Linked DNA regions of Homo sapiens: region 1 is linked to region 2. A link is an interaction called in ENCODE POLR2A ChIA-PET data of the cell type or tissue named here. Cell type or tissue: MCF 10A. All regions are shown on one strand. Each heading gives the region's core, and the rest is flanking DNA. Links, peaks and the distances in the headings are about the cores only.

The links. ChIA-PET counts read pairs that join two places held together with the same protein. Peaks named below come from ENCODE experiments on the same cell type or tissue, not always from the same donor. Only the 100,000 strongest peaks of a DNase experiment are listed, where the experiment ranks them.
Region 1: POLR2A ChIA-PET joins it to region 2 with 10 read pairs; 3 of 35 experiments call an interaction of 5 or more read pairs at or near these places.

The regions. Positions count from the first base shown.
Region 1 is chr3:187,805,253-187,817,212 of GRCh38, reverse strand. No RefSeq gene overlaps it. Among named protein-coding and RNA genes, the nearest start is that of BCL6, 66 kb to the right of the region's middle. In MCF 10A, for the core only: no CTCF peak of the experiment used is centred there; DNase peaks (open chromatin) are centred at 5,152 and 8,032.
Region 2 is chr3:187,907,573-187,919,532 of GRCh38, reverse strand. No RefSeq gene overlaps it. Among named protein-coding and RNA genes, the nearest start is that of LINC01991, 63 kb to the left of the region's middle. RefSeq lists an enhancer at 96-275. In MCF 10A, for the core only: no CTCF peak of the experiment used is centred there; a DNase peak (open chromatin) is centred at 5,692.

The sequences.
Region 1 (11,960 bases), core at 2,068-10,067, 100 kb after region 2:
TATGATTTGTGATGGGAAATAAGAGAAGTTACCAAAGTGTCCAATAGTAAGAAACACATTGACTCACTATAGTCATAGGGTGAAATAACTAGGCAGCCACTAAGAACATTTCATAGTGGAAGAGTATTTAATATTATGAAAAAGAGTTTCATTAAAACATACAAACAGCCGGGCGCAGTGGATGACGCCTGTAATCTCACCACTTTGGGAGGCTGAGGCAGGTGGATCACTTGAGGTCAGAAGTTCAAGACCAGCCTGGCCAACACAGTGAAACCCTGTCTCTACTAAAATACAAAAAAATTAGCTGGGCATGGTGGCGGGTGCCTGTAGTCCCCAGCTACCCAGGAAGCTGAGGCAGGAGAATTGCTTGAACCTGTGAGGCAGAGGTTGCAGTGAACTGAGATAGCTCCATTGCACTCCAGCCTGGGTGACAGAGTGAGACTTCGTCTCAAAACAAACAAACAAACAAACAACAAAAAAAATACAAGCATTAGACTACCAAATAGAACATGCCATGTAATTACACTTTTTAGAAAAGTGAAAATCAAAATATTGACAAAGGTTTTTTCTAGGTGGTAGAATTATGAGTAATTTAATTCTTTTTTTAATTTCCAAATTTTCTATAATAAATATATAGTATTTTCCAGTTAATGAGCATTAAAAATGGGTAGCAGCCAAAAGTTCTGAGGTAGACTATTTTTTTGTTAAGTTGAAGACAGAAATTTCATCCCCCATATCCAAATCCTTTTGACTCTACCTGCCAAACATTTCTTCTCCTCACTAACACTTCCCATGCCCCCATAAGATACAGAAAAATTCCTCAGCCTGATCCTGTTGCTTCCTGGATGGAAAGCCTTTCCTCTGGGCCTCCTCTCTAGTCTGCTAGTATCAGTCTGGAATTGGAGGGTCTATCTTCACAGGCCCTCAGTTTCCTCATCTTGAAACGAAAGCTTGAACTTGATAAATTCAGAGGTCCAATCCAAGTCTGGTCATGAATAAAAGCCATGAATTCGATTTTTACAAGCTTTTCTCATCATTGGCTTATATGGAACATCTACATAATATTGATAGCAGATATTGATGATGCAGTGAATGTTTTATGGGTTTTCTCCTTTTTTTTTTTTTTTTTTTTTTTGAGACAGATTCTTGCCCGATCGCCCAGGCTGGAATGCAGTGGTGTGATCTCAGCTCACTGTAACCTCCACCTCTCCCAGGTTCAAGCAATTCTCCTGCCCCAGCCTCCTGAGTAGCGGGGATTACAGGTGCATGCCACCACACCCAGGTAATTTTTTGTATCTTTAGTAGAGACGAGGTTTCACCATGTTGACCAGGCTTGTCTTGAACTCCTGACCTCGCGATCCACCCACCTCGGCCTCCCAAAGTGCTGAGATTACAGGCGTGAGCCACCGCGCCTGGCTGGTTTTCTCCTCTTGTGTAGAACACTTCAAGTGGCACGAAGCCTCTCAACCTTCCAGACCAGCCTCCCTTCTGTGTCCTAGAAGAGCAAGACAGGCATTTGATGTTGCGTTGTAGCATTGATTTTTATTTCTAACCATTTTTTTCTATGTACTTTTTGTTGTATATTTTATCTTTTGTTTTTTATTTTATCTTTTGTTTTTTGCTTATTCTTTTTTATTTGTGTGTGTATGTGTGTTTATTTTTGATGTATTACACATAAGATGAAGGCTTTAAATTTTCCTGTATGTAGAGAGGAATAAGGAAAGCCCAATATCATGTTGAACAACATGATACTCTGATTTGAAATCCAAACTTGATTTTTTATTCTAGTCTGATATTTAGAAGTTGATAGCCACATTAAAAATTATGAGTCCCAGCCCACATTACGATACATGAACTGTTGTTTTGAAGTCATGTTTCATCATTCACATAAAAATGAGGTGTTAAACACTAATTGCATACCTGGCACCTGTGTGGGAACTCTTCCCTCCAGACAATCTCAGCCCTCCACTCAGGGAGACCCACAGGAGAGAGCTCCACCCAGGGTGGGGCATCAGCTTGGGCTAGGGAGAAAAGCAGGCTCATCCAGTGGTGTGAGGCAGTGTTAGTATCTACAGCTCCCAGAGAGCATACTGATGGCTTTCAGGTGATGTATAACTAAAATGTAAGCGGGTCTCTTGTCCACTAACAAGGCATCGACTACGGAGCATTTACAACCTCAACTTCCAGTCTGGAAAGCATGTCATTCAGGGTACGATAGGACCCTAGACCAAAGCTTCCATTTCCATCAACCCTCTTCAACTTTGTAGAAAAGTCATTTTCTCTTCAAGCTTAGTAGATAGATCTTTCCTTCACAGATGAGACATGCTCCTTCAAGAGCTCACCTAGGGAGGGTGAGGGCGTTAGCTCTGGGGCCAGGCTGTCTGTTTCTGAATCCTGGATTCTCTCCTTCCTAGTCGTGAAAGCATGGGCAAGTCTTTTAACTTGTCTGGTCCTCAGTTGAGTTGCCTTATCTATAAAATGGGAAGAAAAATAACAACTCTGACCTCATTAGGTTGTTGTGAGGATTAAATAGTGCTGAGAATAGTGCCTGACACAAAGTAAGCCTGCAATACATGTCAGCTATCCCCATCAGTGAGAGAAACACTTGTCAATCATGAAAGTACAGCATGGTGTGATATACGCTTTAATAGAGTTGTGTGGCTGGGAAATGATTAATTCTGAGGGATTCACAGAAGACTCCTGATCCAGTTAGTGTTCTATCAGACAAGCAGAACCACTTTGTATGATATAGGACCAGAAATTTATTGTCGGACCTTACTGAGTACAACTGTAGGAAATGGCTAATCAGTATATGTGAGGCTGTTGCTTCTGAGTTTGTGCTGGACTTTAAGGGTAGGCAGTGGAGAAAGAGAAATAGCAGTGGAGGAGGAGAGAGCAATGATGGTCTGGACCTTGCCAGGCACACTACAGCCTATTCCTGTCTCTCACAATATGTGGTGTCCTGCACCAACCTTCTAAATATTAAAACAGTAGCTTCACTTCTATATTTCAAATATCATGCAAAATCTCTTGTGGCCAAAGCTAATATGGAACTATGCAGGGAAGGGGGTCTGAGAAATGTAGCTCCATCTTATCTAAGTTGACCCAGCATAAATTAACCACATCTCCACAAAGGAAGCAATGGAATGGGTTCTAAAAGAGTAATTGTTTGCTATGAGGACAAATGAGAGGATATTCCGGATTCAGGGAAGGTAGTGTGCAGAGCTATGAAAAAGTCTGCTGCATTCAGGACATTCATAGTGGCTGCAGCATAGGCATTTTGCTACTAGGCGATGGAATTAGCCCAACATAACCATGAGCCATGGTAGCTAGAGGAAGCACAGATCCACCTATCCATTGAATCACATTTTTTCATTAACAAAGACTGGCTTCTTTTTCTTCTCGGCTAATGTCTTTCCCATTACCAAGGCAATTAAACAATAGCAGTGAAAGGAGCATTGAGCCTGGAGCCAGGAGACCTGGGTTTTAATTCCAGCCTTGCCCCATGCTCTGTTGGTGACTTTAGATGATTTTTTCACTCTCTGAACCTCAGTAACCTCATCTCTAAAGGAGAGATTGGAACAGAAGTGACAACTAAATCTCTAGTGTCACTTCCAACTTTAACATTATCTGGTTCTTGGCAATTATAGCATGACAAAAGGGGTACAGTAATTTTCATTCTGGTGAAAGCCCAAACAGAAAATGCAGGACTTTCTGTCATATCACTTCACTTTTATTTCTAGACCTTGGAAGCTGGTAAAATGGAGCTGCCCATGGTTGTTCCTGGAGTCTAGGCCTGGCCTAGATTAGGTGTCCAAGGTCAGCTCAAGGCTAAATCTTATTTGTCTTGGAAGCATTAGTCTTTCACTGTGCTGGAATCATCCAAGGCTGTCAAGAAATGTTGGATGAATGAACATACGGGATCTGGTCCTGGATTGGTCTATAGGCTTAGAAATTGTTTGTATGGATGACTTTGAGGGGACCTTATACACACTTCCCCTCTTAGGGGAGACTCTGAATCAGAAACAGTTTCTTCAAGTCTGCTCTAATATTGCCCTATATCTCTAGGAGGATTACAGGATTGAATAAATAGGGAGTGGGTCAAGACAAAGGTCTAGTGCATATGTGAAATTATGCAAATTCCAAACAAGAAATGGCCACCTGGCCCTAGATCTTATGGACATACTAATAAATATTTCTGAATGGAATAATTCTAGACATAGGTATCTATCCCTCCTAAATTACTGGGGGAAAGTCAGACTAATGCCTCAAACTTTTTGGTCTGTTTTCAAAGATGTTCAAATGTTGCATCCCAGGGAAGCCGTGGTGGTGTTCTTTGTCACGTCCAATAAAATGTTCTTATGGAACATTTAATTTTCTTTTCTTATGGAAAAACACTTTTGCTAACAAACAAGGCAGTATTATTTTATGTATGCAACCTGTAATTGTGGGAAACATCAGCTTTGGAGTCAAGAAAGCTGGTTTCAACTCTGGGCTTTATTGCTTAATAGTTGTGTACGTAGCGGATGAATTATTTCATCATTGAATCTCAGTTTCTTCATCTATACAAAGGGCGTGATAACACTGTTCATAGATCTTAAAACAGATGGTACATATAAACTGCATGGCATATGGTAAGTTTTCCATAAATACCATTTATTTTTCTTATTATTTTTCAAAAAGTAAAAATAATAAAGATATCATATTTCTGAGTTCTCTCATTGTCTGTTATTAGTTTGTTGTGTTATATGATTGTCCTTGCAAGCAGACAAGTACTGCAATCACCAAGAGCTTGAAAATAATTTAAGAAAAAAAAAAGTATTGTTACTACTATTATTATTTGCACACAAATTGCTAAGACACTTCCAATTTTGGAGGCAAAACCCAGAATTCTGAGGGTGTATCATTGTGGCAATCTCTGGCTTTGCACAATCATATTTTAGACATTAAATAGCTCTGAACCTTGTATTCTAGATCCATAGGCCACAGCAAGCTGAAAGGTTCTTAGAGGCCATCCTGAAAAGCCCTTCTATGGGTGAAGAAACTGAGACTCAGAGACAGAAGTGGCTTGCCCAAGATCTCCCACATGATTAGAGACAGTGTGAAGACTGGAATTTGTATCTTCCGATTCCTCATCCAGTAACAGCTTGTTGCCCCAGAGCCTTTGCTGACTCACCATGTAATCTTGGAAAATTCCCCTGACTTCTGTTTACTGGTCTTTCCATGAAACAAAAGATGGCGAGGATATCTCATGATCCATACCTCATGCAGATGTCAGTGGATTTGTTAGGACTAGGCTGCAATACACATTCGGCTCTGTAGAACTGGGCACAATCCATTAATAATTCATAAAAGACACCTAAGTATTACAAAGGGAAGTGGTTTGTCATTGTCAGATGGAAGGAACCTCCTTTCACGTGGTGGGGCAATTCAATGTTTTGCAGTCCATAGTGTACCCAGTGACCCTGCCTGAAGTCACTCAACCTCTCTCAGACCCACTGTACTCAACTGGAAACTGAAGATATGGCCAGAGTATCATTAAGTTTTCTTCTAGCCCTAATATTCTCATACTTTATCAGTTACTTCAATTTAGAACCCCATCATGGACTAACTGTACTTCCCAATAATAAGGATCCATAGCAGCTGAGAGTCACCAGCAAGAAAATCAAAGCAGCTAATGAGAATGAAATTGAAAGTAGGAAAGGAGTATAGATTTCTCTTTAAGCGTTGCCTATCTGGTCTAGAAATGTTACCATGTAAAGATACACTAAGATCTCTTAACATTGAGTAAGATTTCCAGTCAATGTTTCAGAAGCATTCCAGGTTTCCTGTCTCTCTTCTGTCGTGGGGTGAGCATCTTTCTATGGACTCAATCTATGGCCATGTATTGACAAGCTGTAATGAAAAGCCCGGATACGTGGATCCAGGCCAGGATTTAGGGCCAATTTTTTTTTGGCTTTATTTAATCTCACTTTCTCTGGGTATAAAAGACAGCATGGAAGAGAGCTATAATGCCTGGCCGGGGAGTTGCAGAGGCCTATTGTTGGCTGGCTATTTTAGCCTTGGCCTTGCTATTTCCACTGAACCTCCATTTCCTCCTCTGTAAGACAAAGGGGTTGGTTAGATGCTCTTTACAGTTCATTTAAATGCTAGCCTTCCACTTTTTGGCTCTCCTGGGTTTTCAGAGCAGAGTCTCTGAAGGAAGCATCCTTGACCAAGTTTCGTTTCACAGCCCAGAGATCTCCATTCCTGTTCCCTCAGGGGCTTGGGCACAGGAATTGGGTTGAATCCATTTGCAACTGAAATCTGTTCACTGTAATAAGTATTTGTGTTCCAATAATTTTCTAACAGCTTGTAATAAATAAAGCCAAAGGCATTCCTCAAGGAACTGCAATTAAAGATGCATCCATGGTAGGGGGTGGAGGTAGCAGGGGATCTGGAGGAGGGAGACGAGGCTTTCTCTTGAAATCCTGCTAAGGACAAGCAGCCACAGCTCTGGTACCATAAAACTGCTGAACTGACAACGCTTTAATGGCATCACCTCTCACTAGTCTCAGTTTAATATGTTCCCTGAAGGAATCCTTCGTCTGTGGAGACAGGCATAAGCTGACACATTCATAGAGAGTCTTCTTGAAAATGAGCCTAATGAGTTTACTGTCACTTCAGACGGGTTGGAAAGTAATCTGTGGATGAAAGAGTTAAATTTCACCAGCTTGAGCTGTGCAGTGGGCAAGCCCCAGCTGAACATTTGAGGAGTGAACACGCAGAGATAGGCAAAGTTCTTCAGGTTCAAAGGCTTGTTTGGGAAAAGAATCCAAAAAGTTCAGATGCTTTTGCTGAAGCTTATCTGATTTATTCAAGCTGGGGATGGGAGAATGCAGAGGCATTTGTGGAGCTAACCAAACATAAGATGTGTTCTTGCTTTGCACTTTCTGCCTTAGCTTTTCGGCTTATGTGTGTTTTGAGGGGAAATCTAATCCACATGTTTCAGATCCTTGGTATTGGAATGCATGAAGGTGCTGGCTGGTCGTAGGGCAGCTCAAATGACTAGGTGATAAGTAAGCAGTATGGAGATCATCTGGGCAGAAATACACCAAAGAACGGAGAAGATCAGTCATTTCCCCAAGTACTGCTATTCCCTGGGGCCTTGTCATCACCTGGTAGGAGGAGGGACCATGCTGGAGTGTGCATGGGAGGTTTTCACAGCCAGGCCTGGAAGTGGCACAATCACTATTCATTGAGGCAGAGAACAAGGCTGAAAAATGCGGGGGTTCAGGAAAAAGAAGCAAAGTGACAGGACACCATATAGTCTGTGATCCCGTGCACAGCTTAGGGGACATGCATAAAAACCTGAATTTAGAATTAGAACACACAAGCTTGAATACTTGAGCAACCATAGCCTCAGTTTCCTCACCTGTGAAATGGATATTTTGATCAAGAATCCCTGCTTCATGCGGTTGAGAAGACTAAATGAAATAATGGTGATGAAAGTTTTTGGTTCTGTGCTTGGTGCAAAAAAAAATGCACTGAATAAATATTTATTTTTTATTGTTTAATTTAAGTTAGATTTAATGCAAATCCTGGTTCCTTTGTGTGTTCCCCAAACTGGTTTACCCTGTCTCCAACCCAAAAATTCTCATTGTCACTCTGAGAGCAGCAAGAAGTACATTCTCTCTGGAAAACAATATAAATTGGCTCACATATTTTTTTCCACGCTAAACAGCATGATTTCAAAATGCTGGAAAAAGCCAGAGCCAAAGTAAATTCCCCCAACCTTTCTCTCTCTCTCTCTCTCTCTCTCTCACACACACACACACACACACGTGAACTTTTAAACCTTGCAAATCAGACAAGTGAAAAAAAAAAAGAAAGAAAGAAAGAAAGAAAGAAAAAGCCCAGCCTTCCATTGCTTCACATCGTATATATATCGAGTTCACTTCACAAACACAAGGTGCACTGTCAGAAGTGCCTTCGGCAAAGTTTGTACTTTGCTTGAATTCTAACTTTTGTTTACCAAGGTAATAAACCAGTCCTCTGCTGCACCAGGTGTAAAGCTATTATGAAAAGGCATATTTGTATTTCACCCCACCTCAGATGTACGGTATGTGGGACATCCTGCACTGTAAGAGCAGCCTGGATTTATTTACAGAGAGAGGCGCTCAAGCACAGAGAGGAGTGTCTCCAGGCTGGTAAAGGCTGAACCCCTGTGAAGAACTGGTCATCTAATCTTCCTCTTTTCTTTCGGCCACCTGCCCCTTCAGGCAACAGCGCCTTCCCTCTTTGCAGCGACAAATCATCCAGCCTGCCAGCAACCCTCCAGGGGCCTTTGCAGTCTCTGTGTAGGCAAGTTACGTCTTCCTGAGTTTTTTGTCCTACATTTTCAACCAATCTATTATTGACAAGCCTTGTACAGCCAGATTACAGTAGGCAAATGCAGCAGCTGAGGAAACGTCTCCTACCCTGTGCCTGAAAATCTCCACAAGCTTTTCTTCCCCTTCCTTCACAGGACCTGGTCATACCCTGATGGGCTATCTGAGGCCTGGGATGGGTGGGAGGAAACTTTCACCCAAATCTCTGAGCTAAATGGCCCGGAACTCACTCTAAATCATCTACTGAAATCCTGGCACAGAAAGGAGGAAAGAATGTATGGAAAAGGGCAGACTTAGAATGCCAGGGCCATTAGCCCGGGCAAGTAGAAGAGCTGCAAAGGGGGTCCCTGCGCTGTTGTTGATTCCAGGAGAGTCTGGCAGACCACCCAGAAACTTGCATAAGGCACACAGCAGCAGCAGTGGCATCCCAGCTCAACACGTCGGCTGCATGACACAGGCAATTTTCTCAGTCCTCGGCTGGAGCCTGGAGCCTCCCATTTGTCTTCTGGGAGGTAATTCCAATTTCTTCAGAACTTTGAGTTCTCATATTTCCTAAGCCCCTAGTAGGTGCAGAAGATTCAGCCAGGGCACTAGCCCATCTTAGGCACTCAATAAGTATTCTTAAACAATGAATTGGGCCGGGCGCAGTGGCTCACACCTGTAATCCCAGCACTTTGGGAGGCCGAGGTGGGTGGATCACTTGAAGTTAGGAGTTTGAGACCAGCCTGGACAACATGGTGAAATCCCATCTCTACTAAAAATACAAAAATTAGCTGGGCATGGTGGTGGGCACCTGTAATCCCAGCTACTCAGGAGGCTGAGGCAGGAGAATGGCTGGAACCCAGGAGGGGGAGGTTGACGTGAGCTGAGATCACACCACCACACTCCAGCCTGGGTGACAGAGTGATAATCCCTCTCAAAAAAAACAAAACAATGAATGAATTCTAGCTTTATCACTTTAAAAAGTAAAATCTTGAGCAAAGATCCCTTTGTGAACTCATATTTATTATGTCTAAAATGGGAATTATAAAAGTTATTACATTTCAGAATTGTTGTTACAAATAAGAAGCAGGTGAAGAGCCCTTGGTAAGCTTGCAAGAACTGCACCAACATTGGTGGTCACAGGCATGTCTAACACCTCCTCATGCTCGTGCATCTTGACCATGCTTTGCCAGTCATTGTCTCCCTTACATTGCCTGGAAACTCAATGCAACACACATCCATTGAATGACTACTGAGGTTTAGGTACAGTGGAAAGCACAGAGTGTATAGAGATTGATAAAACATCCTTGTCCTCAGGGAGCTTAGTAAATGAAGAACGAGTGTTGGGAAAAGACATTTCATCACTGAACACATCATTATTAAGTGTGTAATAGTCAGTCATTCAATCACTGTTCATTGAGGGCTAATTATGGACCAGGTACTGCTCTTGGCATTGGGCATTGTTTTAGTTAGGGTAGCCTCATGTAATGAGTCAACACAGAACTTATTTCTTGCTCACATAACAGTCTTGGAGGAGAATGTAGGTTGCTGGGGCAACTCTCCTTCACTTAGTCATTCAAGAGGCCAGGTTTCTTTCATCTCGTCCCTCTACTACTCCCTGAGGCCTTGTCATCATCTGGTAGGAGGGGGGACCATGCTGGAGTGTGCATGGGAGGTTTTCACAGCCAGGCCTGGAAGTGGCACATATATTTCTACACATGTTCCATTAGCTGGAACTCAGTCACACCTAACTACAAAGGAATCTGAAATGAGCCCTGCTCTATTTTCAAGAAAAAGAAAGATTTTGGTGAACATCTAACTGACTGATACAAGGATATAGCAAATATTAAGATCATGCTCCTATCCTCAAGGGGCTTACAGGTTTGGGAAGGTTATGCTACATAAATAAACACATAACCAAAATCATCTCAGGTATCATGAGGAAAATAAAATAAGGAAATGTGACTGTCATTTAAGCTGAAGGGGGCCTTTCTTAGATGGAGTAAGTGGTCGCCTAACTAAATAACAGTCGAGCTGACATCCAAATGGTGAACAGTTATCAGTTAAGAGAAAGACAAGAGGAGAGGAGTCCAGCAGAAGCTACAAGTGCAGGGCCCTGAGATGGGACGTGCCTGGGATATTGAGAGCAAAGCAAAGGCCAGTGTGGTGTGTGAATGAGGGCAGGACACACAGAATGAGAGTGGGAAGCTAGGGAAGGGCCACATGATGAAGGGCCTTAGAAATCATGGTAAAAACTTGGATTTTAAACAATAAGTTATATTTCAAGATTCATGGAGACCAACACAGAGAAGGAATAGATACCAGTCTGGCAGGAGGGGGAACCATGCTGGAGTGTGCATGGGAGGTTTTCACAGCCAGGCCTGGAAGTGGCACATATATTTCCACTCATGTTCCGTTAGCTGGAACTCAGTCACACCTAACTACAAAGGAATGAATGAATCTATCCTCGGATTCATTAGTCCATTCATTGCTCTTCCCTCAACCACAGAGGGATGACCCTTGTGTATCCCAAGTACCCACATCAGCTGGCTTCCCCTGGGCACAGCCAGTGGGAGACATTGTCAGGAGACAGAGGGGCAGGAGGCAGGAAGAAGCTGGGTTTATTTCTCTCCCTTTCTGCCTCTGCCAGCACCTCTGGCTCGTTCTATCCCCACCCATAGCTCCAGCTTCTACTGGACAGGCCCACCGTGGTCCAGTTTCTACCAGGTGACCCTGGCTTCTGGATTCCAGTAACATGACCTCCTTTCTTTATCTCTCTGGCCTAGTCTAGCAGCACCAGCGTAATAACTTCTGCTATTGCTAATGTCTGGGTTAGCTTCTTAACTTCTTCCACCACCTGTGTCGCCAGTGACCTACATTAAACTCGTTCTGCTCAGACACTTAGAGTAGCTTTAGTTTCCCTAGTGGGACCCTGATGACTGATACAAGGTACAAATCCCTTGCTGTGAGAATGCCCTCTCAGCACCAGGTATCAGGCCTGGCACATAGGAGGTCTACAGTGAATGTGTTGCTGCTGGCTGCAACAATACAAATTTATTCTCTTGCAGTTCTGGAGGTCGGAAATCTACAATGGATTTCACTGGACTAAAATCAACAAATCCGTAGGGAACAATCTGTTTTCCTGCCTTTTCCAGATTGTAAAGGCTGCCTGTACTCCTTGGCTCCTGGCCCCTTCCTCCATCCCCCAAGCCAGCAATGGCAGTTCGAGTCTTTCTCAAGATACCACCACTCTAGTTCTGACTCTTCTACTTCTGCTTCCCTCTTTCCTACTTATGGGTCTTTGTGATTACACTGGGGCCACATGAATAACCCTAGATAATTTTCCTGTTTTATGGTCAGCTGCAGCAAGCTTAATTTCATCTGCAACCTTAATGCTCCCTTGCCATGTAATATAACATATTCACAAGTTCAGGGCATTAGGACACGGACAGGACATGGACATTTTTGTAGGGCCAATATTCTGCCTACAGAATAGTGTCTGAGTAAATAAGTCAGAATGGGAGAGGGGAGGCTATGAGGGCTTGCTAAGGAGACAACAGCAGAATGCCTTATACTGCATGTAGTAAGAACTCAATGCCTGTGAGTTGA
Region 2 (11,960 bases), core at 1,328-9,327:
GACACCTATGAAAAAAACAAAGGCTTCCGAATTTTGTGTTGTTAGGACTCAAAAAGAAGAAGAAAAAGAAGAAGAATTCAATAACAGTCATCACCAAAAGACAGAAAGAGAGGAAGACAGAATGTCTGCATTGAGAAAATCTTGGTATCTTATCTCTGGGATGTTATTGATGATCTGAGTATAGTGCAAAATCTTAAGTGAAATGAATTGGTGGTTTCAGTTCCGGATATGGTATGCAAAGAAAAAAAAAATTTGCTCTTTGAAATTCAACGCTTCCTCGTCTGTGCTTCAGGAAGCCACACGCCTGATGTTGAGCGTGGAAACTGACTCATTTCTAGCCCTTTGAGATTAGCCTCTCTAGCCCCCAGACTGTGGGCAGGATCTGGGCCCTAATGGGAAACTAGAATTGGGTCTGTCCAAACCTGGAGGAGAATCAGACACAACCTCATCGGATGCACATCTCTTTTAGGGTACTCAGCCTCCCAGAAGTTTCTGTAGGCAGAGGACCTTCTATACAAACTATCTCCAAAGCTTTTCAACTTGTAATTGGCAGTAGGTAGGTTGCCTGAAGTGGCAAAAAGCAAAAATACAAATACAGTGCTTACCAAGCACTTATCTTCAGAGTCGTGTTAAAGTAAGCTGGCCAACTGCCCCCCACTCCTCCCTTGGTGGAACAACACGTCTCTGACACTTTCAATTTAAAGACTCACATGTGTTTTCTCACCAACAAGCCCTAGGGAGTAACGAAACTTTCTTCTCCTTGACTCTCCCAGCAATCTGTTGATTTGGTGTCAACAGGTATTACAGGTATCTGTGTGTCACTTAGGCATTACATTTATTTAGAAAAGAAAAGTATGTTAGAGACTGGATGTCTCCCCCTGCCCCATTAAACTGACACAGGGAACCCCAGGATGACAGGGAGTTCAGATCTTCTAGAAGTGACCACTCCAAGCTTCAAGCTTGACCCTTTAGACCTTAAATCAGTGGTTTCCAAACTTTTTGCATACCCTCCCAGTAAGAGAAATAAACACTTGAAATGGCTTTTTTGCTTAATTCTGATGGACACATTAAAAAAACAAAGCGTTTGTCTAGAGGTAGTGAGAAGAATGCTGATTTAAATGAGAAGACAATGAGAGGCAAAGTGATGTTGGGGGCGGGGTGGGGAGAACAACTCGAGACTTGGCCTAGGGTCAGAAGATCTGAGTTTACTAACTTAATCTCACTAAGCCTCACTTTCCTCATCTGTAAAGTGTGAATGCTAATTACAAAATGAGATCACATATGTGAAAGCGTTTGCCTTATAAATGGTAAGGGATATGCAAAGGTTCATAGCTATTACTATGTATAAGCTTTTAAATATTAATGATTAATTTGTGTTAGAAATGAAATTTCAGACTTCATCATAGAATAAGGTTTAATCTTTCCGATTTTCTTATCTGCAAAGTTTTTATAAAACATAGTTGTCCGCATTATTGATTTATTTGCATGCCACTTACTTTAAAAAAGGATTTGAAGTAACATATACTGTTAGTCACAGAAATTACAGGATCATTAAAACACAGATGAAAGATTAAGACCTTGTCATGAAAGGACAGCTCGAAGAAAAAAACACAGAATAAGAATAATTTTAATCAAGCATATGATGTGATTTTGAGCTTCCCAGCAGCTTAGACAAGAAAGGAACATGCATTGCATTTCACAGCCCTCTTCCTCTAGTAAAGGAAGAATAGCTATGGATCAAGGGGGACCCAGCCCTTTCTAGCCCTAAACTCCACAAGAAATGTATCATGTGCAACCTTATATAAGAAATATCAAAAATAAATTGGGTGGTATCTTCAAACCGAAATGTAGCAAAGATACTATTCAATCTGACCACTAGGCGAGATTTTCCTTTGTGAATCAGTGCTTGCCTTCCCAGAACTAAACAAACAGCAAGATGATTAATATAAGGAGCAGGCTGCCTTAAAAAAAAAAAAAAAAAAAAAAAAAAAAAAAAAAAAAAACGAAAACAAAAAAACAGAGAGAGAGAGAGAAAGAAAAAGAAACAGAGCAGTGAAAATCAGAATGCCTGCCCCAGCCGGCTGGGGCGTGTCGCTGTCACCATTCATTAGGGGGTGTCAAGAAGGCGAGGCAATACGTGAGGTGCCTTGCACAAGGTCACTTGGTGTCTGTGAAACTGACTCTGCATTCTGAGTTCCTTAATATGATTTTTTAGGTCACAGTGTTCTAGGCAAAGCTCCCTGTTGATGTACATCTCTCATGCAAGATTTAGATCACCTCTTTTCGGGCAGAGCTCCATGGAAACACCGCCCATGATTTCTGAAAAGGAGTCTGATTGGGCCCTGGTGATACCCGGCTGGAGTGGACAGTGATCTCTGCAGTGGACACATTGCTGGACTGTTGGCAAGGCTACAGCTACCAGAATCTAGTCCTTGTAGGCTATTATTATTCTAATGCCATAGTAAATTCCTGTTTATCCAAAATGGCTAGGAAATGGGGCATTCTGAGCAATGGAAAATTCTGGTTCATTGGGTTACCCTCCATATCATTTACTGATTCTTGGTTTCAAAATAAGTAAATTACAACACACTTTGCTAATCACTAAAATGATAGTGGGTATGATTTAAGCTTTTTTTTTTATGATCCATAAGGTACTTCAGGATCTATTAGCACCTAATACCATTGTTAAGATCGCGACTTGTCATTTTCAAGGATTTGAGGTAGAAATGCAGGAGGTGGGGACAATTGGGCTGCATCAGTATTAACTCCCAACCAGATCGCTGGAACTGCTGCTGCAGTTGAGTTGAATCATTTCTTCCTTCATACCAGTTTGTTGGCAAGTGAAATAATAAGCATAAACATATTATCATAGTGCCTGGTATAGAGTAAGTCATTATTTTGTTATTATTTTTTTCCTCAAGAACATCAGGGGAAAGAAGAAAAGAATCGAATTCTTAACTAGCCAATTTGGTGTCTGAACAAATTCAATTCATAGAGCATTAGTTCTGACAGGAACCACGAAGAAAATATGCCTAATTTCATCATTTTCTGTAAAAGATAATTAAGGCCCAGAGAGGGAATGTCACTATAGCCTCATGTCTGTGAGGGGTTAGAGTTGATACTAGAACCCAAATATTCTGGGGCTAAGACCAGGGATCTTTTTAGCAGACCAACTCTTACCTTTATGCAGAGTTTCTGCACAGCAGGAAACAGAGAGCTGGAGGAGAAATGGCCTGTTTGCTCGGGGACTCTAGGAACTTACCCTATCAATACGGTTTGAAGGTCATCAAAGTCCCCTTCTGTACAAAAGCCCTGGCTATGACTCCAAAACACTTCACAGGGTAAAGGATTAATGAAGTCCCCATGATTCAGTCAAAATGAAAACTTTTTAAAAATAGCAAAGAGTCACACAACTCCCCACATCTGCAAGAGTAACTTTTTAAAAAGTCACCAAGACAGGTTTAAATTCCTAGCTTCGTCCTTTACTTTGCTTATGTTTTGAAGCTTGATTCATCCCTAGTTCTGTCTCTTACATACTTTTAAAGATAAACTTGTACTCACTTAACTTCCAAATTAATTTACTGTAAACTCCTCCCTCTGAAGGAAGAGGAAGAAGGAAATTAGTGATTTTAATGCTGATTGCATTTTTGAAAGGACTCAGTTTCTCGAAAATGAGCTTCTTTGTTGGTTAATAAATGTTTTCTCTGCCTTAGTTTCAGATTCTGATTGTTCTCTTTTCCTCTTGCCATTCTCTGAGCTCTCCTTCTGCCTTTGATCATGGGCCTGGAAATCTGCCGTTTGTACATGAGAAAAGAGAGGGCTGGGATTTCCATTACCTTCCAGAGTGCAGAGGGGACTATCGCATGAAATCTCTGTGAGGGACCAACTCCTATAACTGCTGCCAGAAGGGTGCTTTTTGATATCTGGCCTTCTATATCACATCTTTATTAACTCCAGGAGACTTATTTTCAGAGACATCTGGGTGTGTATGTCCATGCACATGCATACTCACGTTTTTCTATTTTCTGCAAATGCCTTGTGTTGACTATAAGCACAGAGTTGATCACAGACACTCTTAGGAGAGTATCAGAGAGGTCACGTGTCCAACCCTCCATGAGGCTCAAGTCCCTGCCAAGCCAATTCCACCACTTGGCATCCAGGTAAGAAAGGGAAGCAGGCAGGGAACAAGTCTCAACACTTTCTACCCCACCCTGCTCTCAAGAGCCTCCAGAGACCCCCATTGCTTTCCAGGTGCATTCTAAACCCTGGAGATTGGCACTCAGAGGAAGGAACAGGGTTTCCTGTTTGGCAATAACTGGCACTAGATAATATTTTATTTTAATAATGATGAGGCTGGTCTCTAAGACCCGGCTGACCCCTCCTGTCCTTCATCTTTCAACATTGTGAAATACCTCCCTTCCTTCTCTTACCCATCCTCTGCTGTGCCCAAGTCTCTGCTTACCTTCCCCCACTGCTCTGTACTTTGACTTCTCCTTACCCTCGTTCAAGCATTTTTTTCTGACTGTCATAGTCAATCTCCATTTCTCTCTGTTGAAGACACTTCCTCCTTTATAAAGTATTCCTTCCCTCTTCCTTCAACCTTCCAACCTTCATCCACATGGACTGTCCTCTCTGTGCCCCAAATAACTTACCTTAGGCACATTAGCAATCTCTCTTACTAGAGTATAAACTCCTTGAAGACAGGAACCACTTTATCTCTCTCCATATTCTCCTAACAGAGGACTAGGCCTGTAGTGGTGTAAGACAGGCCTTCTTGCATGAATGGAATCTCAGGTCAGTCTCACCTTTATTCTCATAAGAGGGAATGGTGTGTCCTCACTCTTTTCTCCTCCACTGAAAGCTGAATTAGGAATTATTTCTCTCCTGACCTCTGACCTAAATCTATACAGGTCTGTCCTGAAGCCACATCCACAAGATGATGGGGTGAACAAAAATAACCACGGGAGCTGAGTGACATAGCGGAATATTCACGCCTGTCCCGGCCTTCACATGGGCCTGGAAATTTACAGGAATGTATAGCTGTGCTGTTGCTGAGCTGGCTCAAAACCTGTTTTGCTCGAGCCTTCTTCCCTCACCAGATATGTTGGGTATGGTGAGTGTTGCCAATTGGGACAGGAGAACACCCAGCCCAGGCCCAGGTTTTATTTATCCCAGTGCAGCAGGCTTGCAAGTTAAGGATCCACAGACTTTTCAGTCCTTAATATGAACCTGGGAGCGTTTTGAGATATCTCAAGCAGCCAAGCCAAGAAAGCTTTCTGATTCCAACGGCAATAACCAGTTGTGATTTATTGACTATCAGACCCTGGAGCTGGAAGTAACCTTAAAAATCACCTTATGTGATTCTTTTCACAGATAAGGAAACAGATCATATTTGCCTTGCTTTTAAAATGAGGATAGATTGTATTTATTTGCTTAGTAATTCATTCATCCACCTATCCATCCTTTTATCCAATGATCTATTACCAACTCATTCATTAAATATTCACTAAAGCTAGGTGCCCAGCTTGCACTTAGTTCTAGACATAAAAACATAAATAAGATATGGCTTCTGCTCTCTAAGAGTTTATTATACCTACATGCATACACAAACACATAATTATGATTCAATGTGGTATATCCTGATACAAGTGTAAACAAAGCATGTTATGAGCACAGAGAAAGCGGTGACTAATCTGCTGTGCCTGGAAGAGTGAGGGGAGAGGTAACATTCAAACAAAACCTTAAAGGGAGAGAAAGAGTTCTATAAACAAGGAAGGAGGAAAGGGTCAGATTCTGAACAGCATCTCAAAGGCTCAGCCTGAGGGGAGTGTGCAGCTGGCTGGGACTCCTGAAGAGGGCTGTGGTGCAGAGTGCAAGACCTGCACTGTGGCGGGGGTGAAGGTGGTATAGAAGCCTAGCATGAAAATTTCCATAGCTGTGCTGAATGTCTGAGCTTTAGCTTGGGGCTGACAAGGAATCTTAAAAAGTTTTCAGATGGAGCAGTGTCACGTCAAATTTACATTTTGTTAAGACCTCCTTGGCCATAGTAAGAAGAGACAGAGACTGTTGCAATTATCCTAGAAATAAAGTCAGCCAGAGTAAGCTTTCAAACATATGTCAGACCATGTTACCCACTTGCTTATAAGCCTCCATGCCCCATACTGTCTGTCCCCATCACAAATCCCTGTTTTGTTTGTTAAGGTAGTACACATTGCCTTATTAAATCATTTTATTTATTTGTTAGCAAGCTAATTGTCTGTCTCAATCCTAAAGTGAAAGCACCATTAGAGCAAGGGCTATGTGTGTCTTAGTCAACATTGCGTCTCCAGTCCTAGCGCAGCAACTGGGGCATCACTGGCCCCACAGAGAGTTTGGAGAATAATTGCCAAGAACTTGACCTCAGGAGGTGGTAATGGGGAAAGAGAGAAGGTGAGGGAAGATGACCCTCAAAGGCAGAAAACCAGATCCTCTCTTTTCAGACCCACAGCCCACTCAGTGAGTGGACAGTAGCTGTTTTCAATAGACGGAGAATGGGGTGTGTTCTTCACTGACTGAATTTGCTGCTCACATCTGAGAATTTTTATGACAGGCAATCCTGTTTTCTCTCTTGCCCTCTTCACCCTGTGTGTTTCCCACATTATCCGGCTGTTCAATGTAATCTTCCAAGGATCCTCTACTCTGTGCTTCTGTGTTCTAGCCTCAACCCTGCTGCTAACTAGCTGTGGGACAGACAAGCTACTTTCCTCAGGGCTTTGGTTTCCTTAACCGTACAAAGAGAGCGCTCGCCAAGGACCCATACAATGCTTTCTAACTTACATGCTGTGATTCTCAAATTTCCCCAGCGACGGCAAGAGTTCTTCTGTGTTTTCATTTTATAAAGTGTACAATGATTATGCACAAAATCTCACAAAACAATAATTTTTTTATATACCCCTATTGTCCCTCTCAATTTCTAGCCATAAGTGTTTTTACAGTGATAATCAGAGCATGTGTACAATTTTGCATTCCACTCTCATGCTTGCCCATTATTTGTTATATGTCTTTCATTTTGCCACAGAGTCTTCTCATTTATCATTTTAATGGCTACATAATTTTTCATGGAGTTAATATATCATAAATTATTTAACCATTCCTAAATTGTTGGAAATTTGGATTATTTCCAGGTTTTGCTATTTTAAAGCACCTTGACCATATAGGGTTTTTTTTTTCTTTTTTTTTTTTTTTTTTTAAGAGGCGTTTTACTTAGAGTAAATCCCTGGGACTGAGATTATTAGCTGAGTTTTATGACCTTGAAAGGTATTGCCAAACAGCTCTCCAAAGGGATTGTTTCCATTTGCGTTCAGTTTGTGTTCCACACACGAGCATGCCAGTGTCACAGAAAGCTTGCCAACATGTTTTTTTAAAATCAATTTCCTTTATTTTTTTCAAGTTCAACTTGTATGAAGTGGGGCTTTCTGATTGTTGCTGTATCAGGGTTATCATCAGTGAGGCTAAAATTATGATACAGAGCTTGGTAAATAGAAGCACTTAATAATCAGTATTGTTATTATAAAAAGAGGAATCCTAGGAGGATGAAGCATGCTTGTTCTATCCTCAAACCTCTTTCTTTTCTACTCCTGCCTCCATTTCAATTTACTGCAAATAGTTTCTCCTTACCTTCAATGTTGCCTCCAATTAAAGTGCTACCAGTTCTTCTCTATTCTAAGGTAGCAGAGGCTCCTTAAAGTTAGAAGTCTTGGGCCACGCTGTTTCCCCACTGATTGTCCCCTCCTTTCCATATCTCTGTCAAGAGAGGATCCTCAGTAAATATGGGTTGTTCCCAAAGCAGATTCTTATGTTCCTCTGAAGTCCTCCTTTCCAGAGTTGCCTTCTCCTACTTCTCATCTTCCCAAAGACACCCTTTTGTTATTTGAAGATGATGATCATTTCCCCAGTGAACATTTTCTTCTCCAAGTTGAATATCTCTTCTTTTTAAGGCATCCCTTATCCTACTCAAATGTTCATCTTCTCACAGTCCTGGTTGCTGCTCACTGAGTGAGTTCCAGTCTGTAAATTTCTTCCTATAAGTGTTTGGCCCATTCATCTATTAAAATTTAGTAGACATCATCCAAGCAACAAGCAGGAAATGAAGATGAGTAAGACCTTGATCTTGGCCTCCATATGCTCAGAGTCCAGTGGGTCAGAGGGAAGCACAACCCCCCAAGACTTTGGCTCTAGAGACCTCCTAGATAGCAGGCTGATGAGTAAGTCAGGGAACGACACCCACAGGTAAGTCTGATGGTCTCCTTTGATGAACCAAGCCTATCTATGGCTCATTGGTAAAATGATGACTGTCCTACCAAGTGGAAGCTATCATATACCATTTGGCAGAAATGTCATAGCATCCCAGAGCCTGAATTTCTGAGGCTTAAACCAGGAGAAGAGTTCTAAGCAGGATAGGAGATGGCTACTCATCAAGCAGAGCTAATCCAGGGCCATGTTTAAAGATGGAAAGTGAAATACCTAGGCCTCTGCCAAGGTGAGGCTCCTCGCTATTTAAAGAGCTTGCAAAAGTCTAAGGAAAGCCAGTTTCTTAAGTAGGAAGAAAAGGAGTCTGCTATTAACCGGAGAGAAAAAGAATAGAGAAAACTTTGGTTTTGCCCTGCCATTGTTGGGTGACATGGGTTATGTCACTTAGCTACTCTAGAACTTAGTTTATTCATATGTGGGAATGGGCAGGGTTGGACTATTTAGTCTGTAATGTACCATCCAGCTCTCATAATCTATGATCTACCGAACACCAAATTCTGATTAGTCCCTCTTGACTTCTTGAATCCTCCCTCACCCACCCTAGAAAAGCACAAAGAAGAAAGTGACCTCACTGATTACTGCACAGATGTTGGAGAGCCCGCTAGGACTCCATGATCCCTGTAGCGACTATGGTGATCATGCCCAGTTGTGGCTAAAATATGTTGCTGGCAGGATTTGTACTCAGTGTACTGAGCCTGGTGCTGTGGCTGCTGCCTCTTACTTCCTCTCATTAAGGCAAACCACCATCTAATTTTTTGTTTTCCCCACATGTTTTGAGTTTGCTGCTTCCCAGCTCTTGCTATTAGAACAGGCATAATTAATAACTCCTGGCACCTGGAGCAGCCAGATTGGACAATCTGCCTTTTGCTTTCTCGAACTGTCTTATGACCAATCTGAACGTCTGAATTTATATCCTGGACTTAATAAATGGATTGTTTTGTAATCTCCAGAAAGAATCAGAAACTCACCACATTACCAGCAAAAACAAAAAAACAAAAACAAAAAACAAAAAAAAACAAAAAAAAACAATTATTTATAGTTCCTAGTGGAAGTTTTATCCCACCTTTAAGTTAAGAACTGAAAACAAACTGTGGTCTCATCCTTTCTCAAACTTCTGCTGAGAAGATGATTTTGTGGCTTTCTTTGGTCATTGTTTTCCATTCTGGGGTCATCAAGAGTTTATTCCTAAAGTGTAACTCATTCAACTTCTGTGGCAGCCTAGACCTATTTCCTTAGCAGAATTAAAAACAAAGACTCATCATTCTCAGTTTACTTTTCTTGTGATTGGAGAAATTTAAGGATCTTATTAGCATGCTCTATTTTTACCCTAAGCAATCACAATTTCCACCTCAGGGCTCCCACACCCAAACATCTGGCATATCTCATTCTGTCATTTGAAATCTTATTAATTTGCCTATTTCACTTAATTTGTAGAACGAACATGATCATTTAATAATATTCACTGTGCTACTCTATTTTCCTAGTGTTGTGGGGAACACAAATTTGAAGAAAATAAGGTTTCTGGGCCAAGTGCAGTGGTTCATGCCTGTATTCTCAACACTTTTGGAGGCCAAGGCAGGAGGATCACTTGAGGCCAGGAGTTCTAGAGCAGCCTAGGCAGCTTAGTGAGACCCTGTCTCTACCAAAAAAAAAAAAAAAAAATAGCTGAGTATGGTGGTGTCCACTTGTAATGTTAGTTACTTGGGAGGCTGCGATGGGAGAATCAGTTGATCCCAGGAGTCAGAGGCTGCAGTGAACTATGATTGTGCCACTATACTCCAGGATGGGGGACCCTGTCTCAAAAAAAAATTCTGCTTAAGTAGCTTACAATTTATAAACAGAGGTAAATTACTGAATATAATACAGGGTTGAGTTATGCCAAAAGTTGTAACAGTAATATAAACTAGTGCTTCCAGAACTTTTCTGCACATTGAACTGCCTAAGGAGCTTAAGAAAATCGTGACTGCTGTATCCTATTCCCAGAGATTCTGATTTAATTGGTTTGAGGTGTACGCTGGGCTTTCTAAGTTTTAAAAGATCCCCAGATGATTCTAATCTGTACTGGCCTAGTAGACGAACTGGGAGACACACACACACACACATACACACACACATACACACACATACACACACACATACACACACACACAAAGATATTTTAATAGAGAAATTTGAAATGTTTTCATGGAGGAGTAGAGTATAGAATTCTACTTGAGGCCTGGTGTGATGGCTCAAGCCTGTAATCCCAGCACTTTGGGAGGCCCAGGTGGGCAGATCACCAGGTCAGGAAATCAAGACCATCCTAGCCAACATAGTGAAACCCCGTCTCCACTAAAAATACAAAAATTAGCTGGGCTTGGTGGCGTATGCCTGTAGTCCCAGCTACTCAGGAGGCTGAGGCAGGAGAATCGCTTGAACCCGGGAGGAGAAAGAATTCTACTGGAGATTCAGTTTAATAGTGAGGATTAAGTTGCTGGCTTTGCAGTTATAAACTGGAATTTGAACTTCAACTCTGTATCTTAGTGGCTGTGTGTTCTTGGGTGAGTTACCTGCCCTGTCTGAGGAGCAGCCATGAGCAGCAGCACACAGGGTCTGCAGGAGTGCAGAGAATATGGAGAAGGCAATGTGGGGTAAGGGGCAGGGAGGGGGCACATAGCTTTTCCTGCTGAGAAAAGGTGGAGATTTACAAGAGAGCATACTCAGAGGAGACAGAAAAGAAGTGGTGGATGAGGTAGATCTTGAAGAGGAAAGATTGTTCCTAATATCCAGAAAAATCTCTTCTCCCCATCCAGCCCTCTCACCCAGATAAAAAGTCGGTTTGGCTGAGTTTCTGCTATGATCTAGAATACAAATCAAGAAACCACGGCTAAAGAGCCAGACCAGAGTCACATTCTTCCCAACAGATCTTCACAAGCTGGGCGCAGGAGCCTCTTCATCAGCTGCTTCCTCCAGTTGCGTTTCTCGGGCCCTTGGGCAGTCCCAATGAGAACAGAGGAAATTATTGAAAAATTGCCTATTAAGTATATAATGAAAGGTCAACAAACTAAAAAATTGAATATAATGAACAGAATACTGAGAATAAAATACCCACACTCTGAGTAAATGCAGATCTGCTCAAGTTAGCAATTGATTGCTTTTATTGGTTCTATTGTAAGGTTGGCTTAAGTAATAAGTGGCTATTACACTGAGAATGTTGGTTCCTTAAGTTCTGTCAGGAGGCCCATGACAGGGTTGAAAGAAATAAAACTACATTTTCAAATGAAAAACTAGTTTTGTTAGAGGATAGCAAAGAATTTCAATAAGATTGTCACATGAATTGCAAATGCTTGGAGGAGGATGCTGTAGACGTTTTGCAGAACAGAATCAAGTTATAAAATGTAGAGGCTACAAAGGGCTTTGGGGTTCATCTCATCCAATCTTCTGTGTGTATAGATGGGAACATGAGAGTCCAGAGTGGTGACATGATTTGTGCAAGGTCACATAGTAAAATAAATGCTGAAGAGGGAAGGCAAATTAGTTTCTTTGTCACCTAGATCTCATTTTCCACAAGGAATAAAACACCTTTGAAAAAAAATATTTTCAGTCAGGAAAAGCTGGGCTTTTCTTGAGTGACAGGTTACTTAACAACTGTTGAACCTTGTCACACACCTATGATATGGCCACAGGACTCC